Regions from separate parts of the Homo sapiens genome. Here regions 1 and 3 are each linked to region 2. Evidence: chromatin loops called from intact Hi-C (ENCODE). Cell type or tissue: heart left ventricle. All regions are shown on one strand.

Region 1 (2,500 bases), 220 kb after region 2:
ATTATTTCCTTAGTTTCCTGCAAGTCACCTTCCTGATGATAAAAATGTCACCTTTTTAGTGAGGCCTTCCTTGACCACATTACTGCCCTTGCTGCATACTTCCTATTCTCTTTCTCTGTTTAATTTTTCTTTTTATTACTCATCACCAACGCACTATGCGTTTTAGTTGTTTATTTTTAATCCCCACTAGAATGTACATTCCATGAAGGCAGAGATTTTTGTGTTTTATTCACTATTGTCGCCCCAGTGCTGAGAACAGTGTCTGGTACAGAGTAGGAGCTTAATAAATGTGATGATTGGAGGGCTGCATAAATAAGCGACCACACCCTGAGAAAAGGAAGGGGCGGTCCAGCCAGACCCCTCTGGGTACTGAGACACCCCGACTGATTCCCTGTCTTGGAGGAAATGTACCGCCTGACCTGGAGGGGACGACAGTGTCAGGACCTTCAGCCAAACTCTGCTCTGTGTTGAGGGGCACACCCCCACCCCTGCCGTCAATCTCTCACCACTTACCATCTTCCACACGAAAAAACCAAAGCATCTCTTCCAGCAGCTCCTGGGGTACCACAGTACCGGCTGGGTCTCCGGGAGCCCCCTCACTGTGCTCCATGCCCCTGCTCCTGGTAGCGTGTGCAACGAGGTCCTTAGACCCCTTAGCCCCAGCAGCCCTCCTGGCCTCCTCGGTTCTGGCCCCTGGGCAGAGAAGCCGTGAAGACCCCTGGAAACAAAGCAGACAGCATGACTGGATATCCCACCCGAGTTTGATCTCCCTCTGTGCCCAAATCCAGATCTCCTCTGGCCCAAAGTTATGGGACAAAAACGACCCGAACGAACCCAGGAGCACGTGGAGCCTGGAGGGGCAGAGACTGGAAGTGGGAGTGACTCAAATATTTATTAAAAGCCATCGCATGTGTGGAGGAGCACTGTTCTGGGAGTGAGGAGGACTGAGCCACTGGCGAGTTCTGGGACCCTTGCAAAGGACATCTCGGGTCTTCGCCTGCCTGTTCAGCGTCCGCACCTGGCTTCTACGAGCCCACAGCGCGCCCACGCGTTGCCATAGCAACTTGTCCCTTGGGTGTCATGCGGTAGCCAATCACAGGCCTGTGTTTCCCCACATGTCAAAGGCTGGGCCTATCACGCCTCTCTCCTGGGGATTGGCACGCCTACGACACAGAGAGGAGAAAAGGGAAAAGTGCCGGAGGGAAAGGCAGCTGCCGGCTCCTGATGCTGAGAGGGCACCCCCTGCCCCGACCCCGAGAGCTTTTTTTTTCTTTTTCTTTTTTTTTTGGACAAGTTAGCAGAATTGGTTTCTGTTATTTGCAAGGGAAGAACTTGAATCCATGCTCTCTGGATAAATCCCTTACTTCGTGTAGGCCTATTTCCATCCCAACTATTAATAATAAACTGAACCTCAGTCAATCTCAAAACAGTCAGACATTTTGACGTCTTCTTGTACTAACTGCATTATTACTACTTAATATAAAATTTTCTAGCATCCATACTTTACAAAACAAAAAGAAATAGGTAAAATTAATTTTGACAACATATATTATTCAGGCCAATATTAAAATTGTTAAGTTATTTCGCTTTTTTTTTTTTTTTTTTGAGACGGAGTCTCACTCTGTCGCCCAGGCTGGAGTGCAGTGGCACGATCTCTGCTCACTGCAACCTCCGCCTCCCAGGTTCAAGCGATTCTCCTGTCTCAGCCTCCTAAGTAGCTGGAATTACAGGCGCATGTCACTACCGCCCCACTAATTTTTGTATTTTTAGTAGAGATGGGGTTTCACCATGTTGGCCAGGCTGGTCTCGAACTCTTGACCTCAGGTGATCCACCCGCCTTGGCCTCCCAAAGTACTGGGATTACAGGAGTGAGCCACCGCGCCTGACCCAATAACACATTTTTTTAAAAGGACACGCATTAAACACATTAAGCTGTGTCTTGGGGAGGAGGAGGAAGGGAGTAGGAATGGAGATAAACGTAACTAAAATAAAACAAGAGAAGTGTTTTGAACAGATCAATTATAAAACATGCCATAGGGCACCAAGAAAAAAAGTGTACAGGGAGGATCGAAGCATTCTCAGGTCCCCTCACACTCTGTCACTGCCTTAGGTGCTCAACAATCTCAGCCCCAAATAGCCTTTGGACACTTAGCCAGGGGCATTCAAAAACAGCTAGATGGCAAACAGCCAGACAGAAAATTGGAGTATCAACAAAAGGACTAGCTTTACATCAGAGTTTCCTCTAGCACTAAATGCTCTGAGAAAACTAAAAAGGCATATCTACAAATTGCAAGGGAAAATATTTTGACACAAATACAATACTGACTTAAGCTTTTCATATGTGAATGATCATTCATATGCCAAGGTGGAGATGGAAGTCAGGGAGAAAAAAAGACCTTTCTTAGACTTTTTTTTTTTTCTTTTTTTTTCTTTTGAGACGGAGTCTTGCTCTGTCGCCCAGGCTGGAGTGCAGTGACGTGATCTCAGCTCACTGCAACCT
Region 2 (2,500 bases):
GCCATACTTGGAAGGGAGAACTGGGGCAATGGGCTTTAGGGGCTTAGAGGAGAGAGTGGTCTCTTGGATCAGAAGTGCCTGGGTAGTAGAGGTGGGGGAAGGGGTATTCTTGGAACAAGACATGCTCCTGAATAGAACCAGTCTGTGATGGGGAGGGGATGGTAAGGGGTTGAGATTAGGCTAGAGGTGTTTAAATGCCATGCTGGAGAGGTTTGACCTCTAGTCAGTCATAACTTCTGAGCAAAAGCTACAGATACTTTGTTGCTATCTGTTAGTCCAAGTCCCCAGTCCCTTATCAGAAATCCTGGCACTGAATATGTTTCAGGATTCCGATTCTTCCTGATTTTAGAATGGTAAATAATGTGCTGCAATGACAACTAGGCTGAGTCCTATCACAGGTCCCACGGGACATCAGCCTAAATCCAAAGGCTCTAGGACTGATGACAGCTTTCAGCAGCACAGCATTAGGCACTGTGTTTCTGTGGAAGTCCTTGCAGTGGTCCACATAGAGGTCCAAGAGCTAGTCTTTGCCCCCAAAAGTGAAAACTTGGGAGTAAAGAGATGAGATCCACATGGGGTGGGTGCAGGAACTGCTCTGGCCTAAGTGAAGCTCCATTTTCCTCAGAGGCTGGTCTCACTCATGAGAATGTCATCAACAAAGCTTCCAGTGTTCCAACAAAACATTGTCACACTCTGGGAAACCCAAAGTTATGCATTCCCCATTTACAGTTCCTCCCAGGCCAGATGCCGTGTACCATGCTGGGTCATTTTTACCTTAAGCAGTGTTGCCTGATTACGTATGTAGTTGTCATACTACCTTTATCCAGTCTCCAGGGGAACAACTTAACAGAAGTTAACTAATTCTCACACAGAAAGGAAAAGGCTTTGTAATGTAGCGCTTTACCCACATGTGCATGTATCATGTATTCAGTCACACCTCCAGTGGGTGGCATGCCATACTCATGGCATGTTAATATTCCTGCAGCAGAATGCACTGATACTAACAGGAAGGGGATAGGTAAAGATTAAACCTCACATCAGCTCAGGTCAGGTTTGGTACCCAAAGAGTTTAAAAAAAAACAAACCACCAAGGCTGGGCATGGTGGTTCACGCCTGTAATCCCAGCACTTTGGAAGGCCGAGGCAGGGGGATCACTTGAGGTCAGGAGCTCGAGACCAGGCTGGCCAACATGGTGAAACCCCATCTCTACCAAAAAATATGAAAAGTAGCCAGGCGTGGTGGCGTGCGCTTGTAGTCCCAGCTACTCGGGAGGCTGAGGTGGGAGAATTGCTTGAACCTAGGAGGCAGAGGCTGCAGTGAGCCAAGATCATGCCACTGCTCTCCAGCCTGGGCGACAGAGTGAGACCCTGTCTCAAAAACAAAACAAAAACCCACCAAAAAAAAAACCTTTCAGATTTTAGAGCTTGTAAAGTTTAGTATTATTTGGAAAGGGGATTGTAGACCTGTGAATTTCCTCTCAGGAGATCCCTTGAGACGTGCAACAAGTGAACGTTGCCTGCCTTCCCACTAGAGGGCCCCTGATTATCACTGTGTCCGGGATCCTTGCTAATGGAAGTTCTTCCGTCGCTTCAGCTTGCAGATGCCAGCAAGTTACCTAACCTGAAAGAACTTCTCCAGTCCTCCGGAGACAACCACAAACGGGCCTGGGACCTGGTGAGCTGGATTTTATCCTCAAAGGTCCTGACAATCCACAGTGCAGGGAAGGCAGAGGTGAGACTTTGGTCCGTAGCATCACAGATTTTAGGGGCCTAAGGGCTCTAGGACAGCACTGAATCCAGTGGCTCTGAGACTTCCCTGTGTACCAGTGACCTGGGCAGCTTGAGAATGCAGAGTCCTGGTCCTCACCTTTAGACTTTCTAGTTCTGTGTCTGGAGTCAGGCCCAGGAGCTTTCCCACTGGCTGTACAAAGCTGAATTCTGTCTCATCTCAGCTGTGTGACCTTGAGTAGGTACCAGGTGCATTTCAGTCCCTCCGCTTCCTCATCTATAAAATGGGGATGATAATAGTATACTTCCATCAGGCACTGACTATGAGAATTGAATGAATTTTCACACTTTGAAAATGCCTAAGGGCACATACTAAGGGCTCAGTATGTGTTGGGATTCACTTTATTTAACAAGCACTGCTGGTAATTCTGATTAGGGTGACCCTGACCATACCTTAAGAAACTCTGACCTAGTTCAGTTATCAGGAGATGGAGAGGCAGAACTCAAAGGAGTGGAAAACCTCATGCTCTGGGTTCAAATCCCATTTCTATCGAAAAGGGCCTCCTTTTTTCCATTTATAAATTGAGATGCTGATAGTTACCTCAAAGTGGGGCACTGATAAAATGTGTGTCACCCCCCCAGCACAGTTTCTGGCACAAGTCAGACATTCCATAATTTGGTTTACCTTGCCTGGCTGGGGTCTCCCAGGGACAGGCTGGATAACAAGGACCAGGGTGTAGGACTTGATTCCTGCTCTGGTGCTCTTCCTTTAC
Region 3 (2,500 bases), 220 kb after region 2:
CTGCCTCTGCCCTGGTTTTATTATTTGCTTTTATGATGAGCTTGAATCTGCAACTTTGTCATTGTGAGGGCTTGAATAATGAATTTTCACAAACACAAACCCCAGGAGCCCTGAGAACTCTGCCAACCACAGGCTTCTGGAGTCACCTCTGTGGTCTAACCCTTCAGTCCAAACGACTGCTTCTCTCTAGAGCTGATCCCACAAGCCAGAGCTGTGGGTGGCCTGTTTCCTGCCCCAGGGACCCACGATGGGGTAGAGAAGAGATGGGGCTGGGAATGGCCTGCTTCCTCCAGCCACAGGCAGGGTCTAGCATAGGGGATTTGGAGTAGCTTCTTACCCTTACCCTCATCCCAAAATTCTGGCCTGGGTGACATCAGCTACCATTTATTGAGCACTGACTCTGTGCCAGGTACTGTGCTAAGCACTTGAAACAAATTGTCTTTCGTAATCCTAACAACCCTGAGAGGCAGAGGGCAGTAACCCACTGTACTGATAAGAACGCTGAGACTCAGAGAGGTGAAGATGACCCCAGGCCACCCAGCTAGTCCATGGGGCGCTGGGTGTAGGAGCTGGTCTGCCTGACTTGGCACAGCCTGCTCCTAACTCCCTGCCTCACACTGCTTCCTCACCAGGCAAGTCACCAAGGCAGAGGGTGTGGCTTTGGCAGGCAGGTTTGGGTGCCTGTTTTTCGAGGTCTCTGCCTGTCTGGACTTTGAGCACGTGCAGCATGTCTTCCACGAGGCAGTGCGAGAGGCACGGCGGGAGCTGGAGAAGAGCCCCCTGACCCGGCCCCTCTTCATCTCCGAGGAGAGGGCCCTGCCCCACCAGGCCCCGCTCACCGCGCGGCATGGGCTGGCCAGCTGCACCTTCAACACGCTCTCCACCATCAACCTGAAGGAGATGCCCACTGTGGCCCAGGCCAAGCTGGTCACCGTGAAGTCATCCCGGGCCCAGAGCAAGCGCAAGGCGCCTACCCTGACTCTCCTGAAGGGCTTCAAGATCTTCTGAGGCCCCCTCCCCAGGAAGCCTAGGCTCGGTGGCTGGACAGGACTGCAGCAGGACAGGGACTGGCTTCTCACCACCAGCCTTTCCGTCTGATGGACAGCAGACCCCGCCTCCAGCACCAAGCAGTGTCCCTACACTCAATTCACTGTGTGAGCTGGAGTGGCAGGCAGGGATGCTGCTTCTGTTCCCTCCAGGCCTTGGTCTTCATGGTAACCACCGCGTCTGTGGCCGTAGAGGGAAACAGCCACTGTGACAACCCAGAGACCTGGGGTCAGCCTTAAGTAGGAAGAAATTGCAGTGTCTATCCTGCTGCCATCAGCCCTTCCTGCTCCAGCTACAGTTGGGCCAGCTGTGGCCTTAGTGGATGGTCTGGGTGGATGGCTCTGTCAATGTCAGGCCCGAGAACAGCCTGCGGAATGACAGCCTGGGGTCCTTGTGCCACCTGGTGGACGGGAAAGGCAGGGCGGCTGCAGTTTCAGAGGCCAGAGCCTGGCCCTCCTGTCATCTGCTGACTTCACAGAAGGCCCAGGCTACAAACCCCACAGTTTATCCAAGGAAAATCTAGTTAAAATAATCCAATGGACAGAAGCCCCAGGAAGGGGTATTTCCAACACTTGGCGTCTCAATGAGGATAAAAGGGAGGGACTGTAGGTTGTCCAGCATAAGGAGCCCCAGAGTTCTTTCACCAGCAGACAGATTCTCCATGTGTTTTCCCACTGTTAAGGACTCTGTCCAAAGAACCTCAGCATCAGCTCCCTCAAGCTTAATGATCCAGGCTGCAGAAGAAAGTTGTCACTCCAGTGAGTTACCCAGGGCTCCAGGGAGCCCACAGCAGCATCAGACCCATCCAGGGGCTACAGGGCCTGCCCCCCTGCAGGTAGAAACACAGTATACCCGTTTGTCATCTGGTTTGGCAGGACCCAGGACCCTCAGCAATGAGTCTGAGTGTTCAAAGCCCACTTTAGAACCTAAAGCATTTTGGGTTAATAAAGCAAAATTTTGCTTATGTTATTTGGTGGTGTCACCGCAGCTTATACCAAGACACCATGGCTCAGACATGGGATCAGGACACACCTTTGAGATCCCACTGTTAGCAAGAAAAGGCTGTCCAAGGCAGGCAGTGTGGTAGTTGTCTGATTTTGTTTACCACACGCCAGGTCCCAGGGAAGTCTTGCACAGACTCTTAGCAGACAAGCAGGGAAAAGAGAGGGTCCTGGTGGGTGGAAGGATTGGGAAGGGGATTCTGGGCCTGGAAGCCTGCTCCTTCCCCTCTCAGCCGTCTCAGGACTACTGTTGGATTGCAAACAGCATCTCTGACCCAGTCTTCGGACTCATTCTGTAAATGGAGGAGCTGAGGTCAGAGGGGGGCTGTGAACTACTCAAGACCACATGCTTGCAGTCCTACAGGCTTCCCGACCCACAGGCCAGCTACGGATTTTGCACTTTTGCTCCAGGCCACTTGTGTGTGTATGTGTGTGTGTACCACTGCCATCTG

The links. Peaks named below come from ENCODE experiments on the same cell type or tissue, not always from the same donor. Only the 100,000 strongest peaks of a DNase experiment are listed, where the experiment ranks them.
Region 1: it touches region 2 in a loop (2.5-fold over the local background); 34 of 110 quality-filtered maps call a loop at or near these places.
Region 3: a loop joins it to region 2, with 3 times the contacts of the local background. A loop is called at or near these places in 20 of 110 quality-filtered maps.

What each region holds. Positions count from the first base shown.
Region 1 is chr15:65,048,115-65,050,614 of GRCh38, reverse strand. SLC51B (SLC51 subunit beta) reads right to left here. Exons shown (of 4, transcript NM_178859.4): 2 at 514-718. The coding sequence starts at 610. It also overlaps a transcript of RASL12 not described here. Among named protein-coding and RNA genes, the nearest start is that of SLC51B, 4.0 kb to the right of the region's middle. In heart left ventricle, no CTCF peak of the experiment used is centred here; a DNase peak (open chromatin) is centred at 1,084; H3K4me3 peaks cover 710 bases.
Region 2 is chr15:65,270,166-65,272,665 of GRCh38, reverse strand. PARP16 (poly(ADP-ribose) polymerase family member 16) reads left to right here. Exons shown (of 6, transcript NM_001316943.2): 2 at 1,594-1,731. Among named protein-coding and RNA genes, the nearest start is that of SNORA24B, 14 kb to the left of the region's middle. In heart left ventricle, a CTCF peak has its summit at 1,522 (motif pointing right); no DNase peak of the experiment used is centred here.
Region 3 is chr15:65,053,407-65,055,906 of GRCh38, reverse strand. RASL12 (RAS like family 12) reads left to right here. Exons shown (of 5, transcript NM_016563.4): 5 at 633-2,500. The coding sequence ends at 1,008. Among named protein-coding and RNA genes, the nearest start is that of SLC51B, 9.3 kb to the right of the region's middle. RefSeq lists enhancers at 474-974, 975-1,475. In heart left ventricle, a CTCF peak has its summit at 1,447 (motif pointing left); DNase peaks (open chromatin) are centred at 586, 846 and 1,426; H3K27ac peaks cover 314 bases.